2 separate regions of the Homo sapiens genome follow, and region 2 is linked to region 1. A link is a loop called in an ENCODE intact Hi-C map of the cell type or tissue named here. Cell type or tissue: gastrocnemius medialis. All regions are shown on one strand.

Region 1 (4,000 bases):
CAGCCTTGGTGACAGAGCGAGATTCCATTTCAAAAAAAAAAAGATCTACTTTCAGCAAACTTCAAGTGTACATTATTAAGTATAGTAATAAAGCTGTACATTAGGTGTCCGAACTTACTCATTTTATGACTACATATTTGTACCCTTTAACCAAAGTCTCCTCATTCTTTACTCCCCTCACCCCTAGGACCCTTCTATTCTGTTTCTATGAGTTTAATTTTTAAAGAGTCTACATCCAAATAAATTCACGCAGTATTTGTCTTGCAGTGTCTGGCTTGTTTTACTTAATGTCTCTGGATTCATTCATATTGTCACAAATGGCAGGGTTTCCTTCTTTTTCAAGGCTGAAATAACATTCTATCATATATGTAATTTTAGATTGAGGCTGGTGCAATAAGCTCAGCTATATGGATAAAGCCCTTCAGTTATATCTTCTTGCAGGCATGTATATCAGGACAGTGAGCATCACTTGTGTCCTTACCAAGGTAGGGCAAAGGTATTAGTGTGAGCCATATCATTCTCTAGATATAACCAACTCCAGGTCTACTGCCATGGCTTCTGTCATATCTTAGTTGAAGACACTGGGGACCATGAATTTTCAAATGCCCTGTTAGCTCTTTAAGTGCTTGACAGAACTTTCAGAGGAGCAGTAGCTTTGGTTGCTGGCCTGGGTTGGAGCTGGGAAGCCTATGACGGCAGGTCTTTTCTTCAGGCCACAATTTATGGAGCTGAGCCTGAGCCAAAAGGCTGCATCTAGGATGGAAAATAATGAATAGCAAGACTGTCCAGTAGCGTTTTCATTCAAAGTCAATATTCAGAGACAGGAATCCAAGTATGAAGCCACAAATACTTATTGCATCCCTATGTGCTAGGTATACTAGACACTGGGGATATATAAGTGGACAAAACCTGACAAAAGTCAGTCTCTCACAGAGGGTATAGTAGACCTGAAGGGGTCTCTGAGCTGGACTTATAATCTCAGCTGCTTTGCATAGTACATTTGAGGCCCTGGGCATAGCACCTTGGGATTACAAGGTCTGATCGATGACTATGCCACATTTTCTCTTGCTCCTAGAAGTGTAAACCTGTTTTTCCCTCTGTTTTGAATACTTTTACCCATTCCCTTCCTCCATCACGGATACCAATTTCCTGGATAGCTCCTACTTATTCATTCTAAGTCATATGGTACTTCTGGGAAGTTGTTCCCAATTCCCAGGCCTAGGTAATGTGTCTATTCCAAGTGCTTCCACAGCACCCAATACTTACCATTGTTAACATATGAAACACATTGAATTATAATTTCCTGCTTGCTTTCTGTGTTGCCCATAAACCTGTAGCTCATTAAGGGCAGGGATTCTGTAATACTACCAATATTTCTCCAGACCCTAGTGCAGTGACCGGAACATGGACTCTAAAATATTTGTAGAATATGGGAGTAGTTGACAATATGTGGGAGAAGCAACCATTGATCAACCAATTGGGACAGAGAAATGTGTTGTACCAAATTATTCTAAGTTAACCAGGTGAAGTCTGTTTACCTATCTGTTTGTCTATTTTTATAGCCAAACTTGGAAGCCACAAAGTTTATTTGTAAGAAACATAAAGGATTGTTTCAGATGTATCTGATAATCTGGCAAATTGTATTTTCTAAATATGGCTTCACCAATATGTATCCCATCCCATATGCTTGTTAAAGAATATGACATTGACAATGTTGTCTCCTCGTTAAAACTGAATACACATTTGGAACTGCCTTGACCAATAGGACATGGTAAAAGTGATGCTGTGTGACTTTCAAGTCCAGGTTGTAATTAAGCAGTATGGATTCCTCTTTTTTCTCTTAGCTCGCTTACTTTTAGAACATAGCCACCAGGCTGTGTGGAAGCCCAGACCACGTGGTGAGTCCATGTGTGTGTATTCTGGCCCATAGCCCCAGCTCAGACCTCAGCTGACAGCTGGACTCAAATGATTTCAAAAAGCCTTCAGTAAGCAGCCTTTGGATGATTCTAGGCACAAGATTTTAAGCCTTCCAGCTGAGGTCCAGACGTAATGAAGTAGGGACAAGCTGCTCTGTGGTCCCAGTATGAATTCCTGACTCACTGATATCATGGAGATATAATAAATGACTATTGTTTTCAGCCACTACATTTTGGGGTGAATTTTATGCAGCAATAGCTAATAATACAAGCAGGAAAGTAATTTTCCCAGCTTTCATATTCGTGATGCTGGCTTTCTCACTGCAGTTAGAACATACTTCATAAACAGGTCAGTACTTGTTATAAACAAAACAAATTTGTATAAAAGAAGGGAATACTGTAGAAATGGTAATTTAAAAAAAGAAGTGACTGAAAGTTAATAATTAAAATATTAATGTAAATTAAAATTAAAGATTAAGAATAAAAGTTTAAAAATTTTAAAAAACTAGACTATAATAGAATTTAAAATCAAAGTTAGGACTGATATAAGTAAAATGAATTAAAAGTGTTAAAATGGGAAATCCACTCCCTGTTTCAGCATGTCCTTCCTTCATTCCTTCCTTCTTTTCTTCTTTCTTTTTTCCTTTCTTTCCTTCCTTCTGATACATAACTAATTTGCAAAAAATTCTGTCCTTATAAAAAAGAATTAAATACATGAAAAGATGCTCAATTTTACTTACAATTAAATACATTCAAATTAAAATTCTAATTATGTCTAAGTACATATATGCACACACTTATAATTAGTATATTTTATACCAAAGCCCACAATTTATTCAGATCTCCTTTGCTTTTGCCTAATGTCCTATTTCTGTTCCAGGAGTCCACATTACATTTAGTTGTCATATCTCCTTATGCGTCTCATACTATGGCACATTCTCAGACTTTCCTTGTTTTTGATGACCCTGACAGTTTTGAGTACTGTTTAGGTAATTTTAGAAAGTCTCACAATTGAGATTCGGTTGATGTTTTTCTTATGATTAAATTGAGGTTATGAGTTTTGGGGAAGAATACCGAAGTGGCAAAGTGCCATTCTCATCACATCACATCAATGGTAACATGGCTTATTCCTGCTGATATTAGGCTTGATAAGGGCTAATAAGACATTATGTTGGATGTCATAGATTATTGAAAGATTTCTCCACTGTAAAGTTATTTCCCTCCCCCCTTTCCACAATATACTCTTTGCAATGAAGTCACTGTGAGCCCACACTCACGGGAAGTTATACTCTACCTCCTTGAGAGCTGTATATCTATATCAATTTGAGTCTTTTTTTAAATTAAAAAGTCTAAGGATTTATTTAGTTGTATATATTATGTACAGCATGATGCTCTCATTTACTTAATCATTTATACTTATGAGTTCTTTGTTTCTTTCCTCCTCTCTTTAATTGAGCATTTAATATGATCCCATTTTATCTTTTTTAGCGTATCAATTATACTTTAAAAAAATTAGTGGCTGTCCTTGAGTTTACAATATACATTTTTAACTAATACATGTCTATTTTCAAATAAGCCTATAGCACATCACAGGTAGTACAAGTAATTTATGATGGACTATTCCCAATTCTACCCTACGATCCCTTGTGACATTGTTGTCATTCATTTCACTCAATACATCGTGACTATATTTTTAATAGTCAACTATTTTTTGGATTAATTAAATAAGAACAGTTTAAAAAATTATTCTGACTCTGTATGAGTCAAGATTCAACCAGAAAAAACAACAGTAGAAGACACAGAACTTTTTTGTAAGCAATTGGCTTATGCAAGAAGAGCTGGCTAGACAATCCCCAAATCTGTAGGACAAGCTGTCAGAAGGGGCAGGCTGGAACTCTGGCTGTTAAACCTGAAGCTGCAACTGCTGTCCACAGGTAGAATTTCCATTTTAGGAAAAGCTTGGCTCTGCTCTTAAGAATTTTTAACTGATTGGATTAAGCCCATTTGAATTATCTAGTATAACCTCCCTTACTTAAAGTCAACTGATTATAAACTTTGATCACTTCTGCAAAACACCTTCACAG
Region 2 (4,000 bases), 98 kb before region 1:
CTCCTGGCCTCAAGTGATCCTCCTGCTTTGGCCTCCCAAACTGCTGGGATTACAGGCATAAGCTACCATGCCCTGTCCATTTTTTGTATTTTACAACAGAGGATGAAACTTCATTTTTAATTATAATTTTGACCCAAATCATCTTGTTTATGTAGACAAACAGGTCAGTGACTTGTCCACATATCTATCCTCACAAGTCGCTGGGGTGGGCAAACAGCTTGTGATATGTCCAGCAAAATATGTGTTCTGTTTGATTTTCCACAGAAGTATGAAAATCCAATTTAGATAATATCCATTAATGGGCCCATTAAAAAGAATGTTCTTAACCTTCACCAAGTAAAGAAAAACTTATTCAAGGGCTGCTGGCAACACTGAGCTACGGCTTAGGAGATTTTCACCAGCGTGTTGTTAAGATTCCAAAGTGTGGAAGGACAATGAAAAATGCAAATTGGAACCAAAATATTCCAGGTTTTGAATGAAGAAGAAAAACTTATTGCTCCACACTTACATGAACACTTATAAACATGCAAGAAAAATAGTTTGTGTTTTTAGAGGATGTGTCAGTTCTTTGAGCTGAGGGAAGTCAGATTTTAGGCCTGGGACCTAACTGGAATCACTTGTTACTCATAATTTAGTATTTTACTTTTTTGCAAAGTTCATTACCTTTCAAAGTCAAATAAAAATTTTAAAAAATAGAAGACATCCTTGTTTTGCAGCACTGTAAATTAGAATGTACTATGGATTTTGTCAAAAGCAAATGAGAGTATTTGAAAATTTGTTTAAGATACTCTGCTGATGTGTACTCTGGTATATCATCCTTTAAATATTTTTTCTAAGTGAATTTAGACAAATTGACAAATCAGAAATTTTTTTTGGGAACTTGTTAAGAAACTCCAAAGTTGTACCTCTTAGTGTATATTTATTGAAAATTGCAAGAGCCAAGAAAAGGAGAGTTTATTTGGAGTCTCAGAATATATAATTAAATCACTCTGCTTTGTTTCATAAAAGTGACTGAAGACTAACAGAATCCATTTCTATCTCTAGTATGATGCTGTTCATGATAGAGACAATTCATATGATATAGAAGTTAATCTTCCCAATGAAAAAATGTTATAAAGTTTTCTGCTTCTGTTACTGAATCACGATTTTTTCATGTTTTTCTCTCCAGTGCATTTATCCTTACTAGAAAACTCTATCAGAAACCCCCAATCATCTGAGTAGGTAGACAGCCATAAAAGTAACCACATGCTTTATTAATGATGGGGGAAATGGCAGATTAACTTCTTTCTTAAAAACTAAAAGGCATCTAATAACATGTGCTTTGATTTTACCCAGGTATGAGGGTCTGGAAAATTTCTTATTTAAATATACGGGTATTTTTATGGGGCCTTTTAAATCTTTGCCTTAATACTGTAGTTTCCTCCATATGTTTACTGTCAACTAACAGCTTAGAACTGATAAGCCATGTGGAAATGTTTTGTAAAGCTGCGGTTCTTCTTTGTGACTACTGCTTCTTTTATTAAAGTCGAACTTCTTCCAAAAAAGAATGCAATTTGTTTGCATATTCTTGTCTGCAAAATATGGCCAAGTATGGGTACCTTTTACATGATAGGAAAGAGGGTTTAGTTAGGTGTCTTTTAGTGTGATTAGAATGGATGTGACATGCACATGCTTGTGTTTTGGGAAGATCACTGGCTGCAGTGAGGGAGATGAGATGAGGTTGGAGCCAGGGAGACTAAAATGGGGAGAGTTACACAATCCCTGGGAGAAATAGTGATGGACTGGATGGAGGCAGTAGGAGGGAAATGGGGAAGAGGGAACAGAATTCAAGAATGTCCTGGGAAGTAGATTCATTGGAAGGGTGTACCAGGGAGGAAAAAGGATTTATTATGATTCAAGCATCTTCCTTGGTTAATAGTAAATCACATTCCTGGAGATAGAGAAAGCAGAGGAGAGGTACCTTTTGATACCTGCACATGGTTGGCCTCACAAAGTGCTGGGATTACAAGTATAAGCCACCATGCCAGAACTATATGGAAGCACTTTCTAGGAGCAGAAACACAATGTGAGATGCAACTACCTCTATGTGTCTTCAGCTGCCTCCCCATTAGAGAGAGCTGTTCTGCCCAACATTTAAGAAGTTATTTGTGTTTGGAGAGGATGAGGGCTGGATGAAGGCACTAGATGGCTTCTAAGATTCCTTAAAGTCTGAGAACTTGTGATTTTGAGAAAGTGGTTTGAAAAATTTAAGCTCAGCTTCAAGAAGACAGGAAGTACCACACTATAGTGACAGAACACACATGCACAGTGAGGAAAAATGGAAATTCCCCTTCATGTTCTCCCCAAATTGTGACAGCATAGTCCCCCTCTCACCACATTGCAATATTCAGGTACAGACATTATGCATTATGTGAATTAACCATTCTGAGGAATGATCAGACAACTTTGCACTGTTACCCTATTTGTATTTGAAAATATAGTTATGTTTATAGTTGTTTGTAGTCTGATTCTTATTCTAAATATTATTTTCCAGCAAAGATATGATGTTTCATAATACAGATTTGTGACTCTACTAATTCTACATCAAACTTGAATATATGTTAGAAACGTTCGCTCTTATTGTGGGACCACAATGCCCTATCTGTTGTACCAAAGAGGACTTGGACAGGAGTATCCATTGTTCATGGGGAATTCTTAGGAATATATTCAATGGAAATAACCAAATGTGTCGGTCACATTTGATTCTATCACAGTCAGGCAGGTGTGGCAGGGTCAAAAAGGGTATAACTTATTTTACAGAAAAACATTTTTGATGGGACATGTAGATTCAAATTAGCATGTTGGGATTAGAACTAGTAGACTTGACTGAAAGTCGGAGGGGCTGTTTATATAATTTCTTCTTCTCGAATACATGGTCTTTATTATACTAAATTACAATTTGCATCATTCAAATGCAAATGAATTTTCAAAAGCCCTGTGTGGGCTTCACGTAATTCTTTTGGGCAAGCATTGCTCAATGTTTCACTTACTCGAAAAGGATTCAGTGATTCAACTGATTCCATGAAAAAAAAAGTGAATTTGAAAGTGCTGTTCATATTGGAAGGGATGGTATAATCATATCAAATTCACATCTGGTTTTATTTTGCTGACTGTTTCTCCTCTTGGCTTTCCTAAAGTATATGTGCCCTATGGGATATAATGCTCTTTACTTGACTTTCCCTTATTTCCCGGAGTCTGATTCTTCTCAGAGTTATGCTCCCAATTAAATATTGACTATAAAAGTAAGGAACACAAAGGAAAGTTTTGAAAAGCATAACAAACTAACAATGCTATTATGGAAATGTGGGAATTCATTCAACAGTAACACTTCATTTTTGGCCTTAATGAACCAATCTTGCAGCAGACCAAAGTGCTCATAATGCAGGTCACTTTGTAAGTCACCAAACCTCCCTTAGCAGTTTATTTTAATGTCTTTTGTTCTAGCAGGAAGGAAAATAGTCCCACAGCTTTTAATACTCTCCAGCTGTTCATTCGTAAAGACTTCAACATGAAGCTTATAGGGAGAAAATTGTGTACTTGGTTTAAATTCTACAAGAGACTCTAAAAAGGCCTGAAGTTCTTCAGCCTCCACTCTCAGGATTTGTACCTTTCTGATCAGCCCAATGACACTTACATTGCTTCACAGGGCTTTACTGTGGTGATTCTTTGGTCACCAGTTCAGGTTACTTAGGGAACAACTAGGAGGTGTCAGATATTCTTCAGATTTTTTTCTGAACAGGTTTTATTTTTATTGTTATTTTTTTCAAGTGGAGAACATGATGTTGTTCTAGGCAAGTCTTATGAAACATCCATCATGAAGGCTGTTTCATGATAAAAAGAGTGCATGGGAGAAATAAGTTTGAGAAATAAATTTAGAGCTTAGAATTAGAAACAGCCTGTTAAAGGGTGCTATGGTCTGAATGTGAAACTTAATCACCAACTTGATGGTATTCAAGTGTGG

The links. Peaks named below come from ENCODE experiments on the same cell type or tissue, not always from the same donor. Only the 100,000 strongest peaks of a DNase experiment are listed, where the experiment ranks them.
Region 2: it touches region 1 in a loop (2.1-fold over the local background); 1 of 110 quality-filtered maps calls a loop at or near these places.

What each region holds. Positions count from the first base shown.
Region 1 is chr13:76,675,198-76,679,197 of GRCh38, reverse strand. The region is part of intron 1 of LOC105370266 (a long non-coding RNA gene); the gene reads right to left. All of the region lies in intron 2 of LOC112268120 (a long non-coding RNA gene), which reads left to right. Among named protein-coding and RNA genes, the nearest start is that of KCTD12, 210 kb to the left of the region's middle. In gastrocnemius medialis, no CTCF peak of the experiment used is centred here; a DNase peak (open chromatin) is centred at 1,923.
Region 2 is chr13:76,772,992-76,776,991 of GRCh38, reverse strand. All of the region lies in intron 1 of LOC105370265 (a long non-coding RNA gene), which reads left to right. Among named protein-coding and RNA genes, the nearest start is that of KCTD12, 110 kb to the left of the region's middle. In gastrocnemius medialis, no CTCF peak of the experiment used is centred here; no DNase peak of the experiment used is centred here.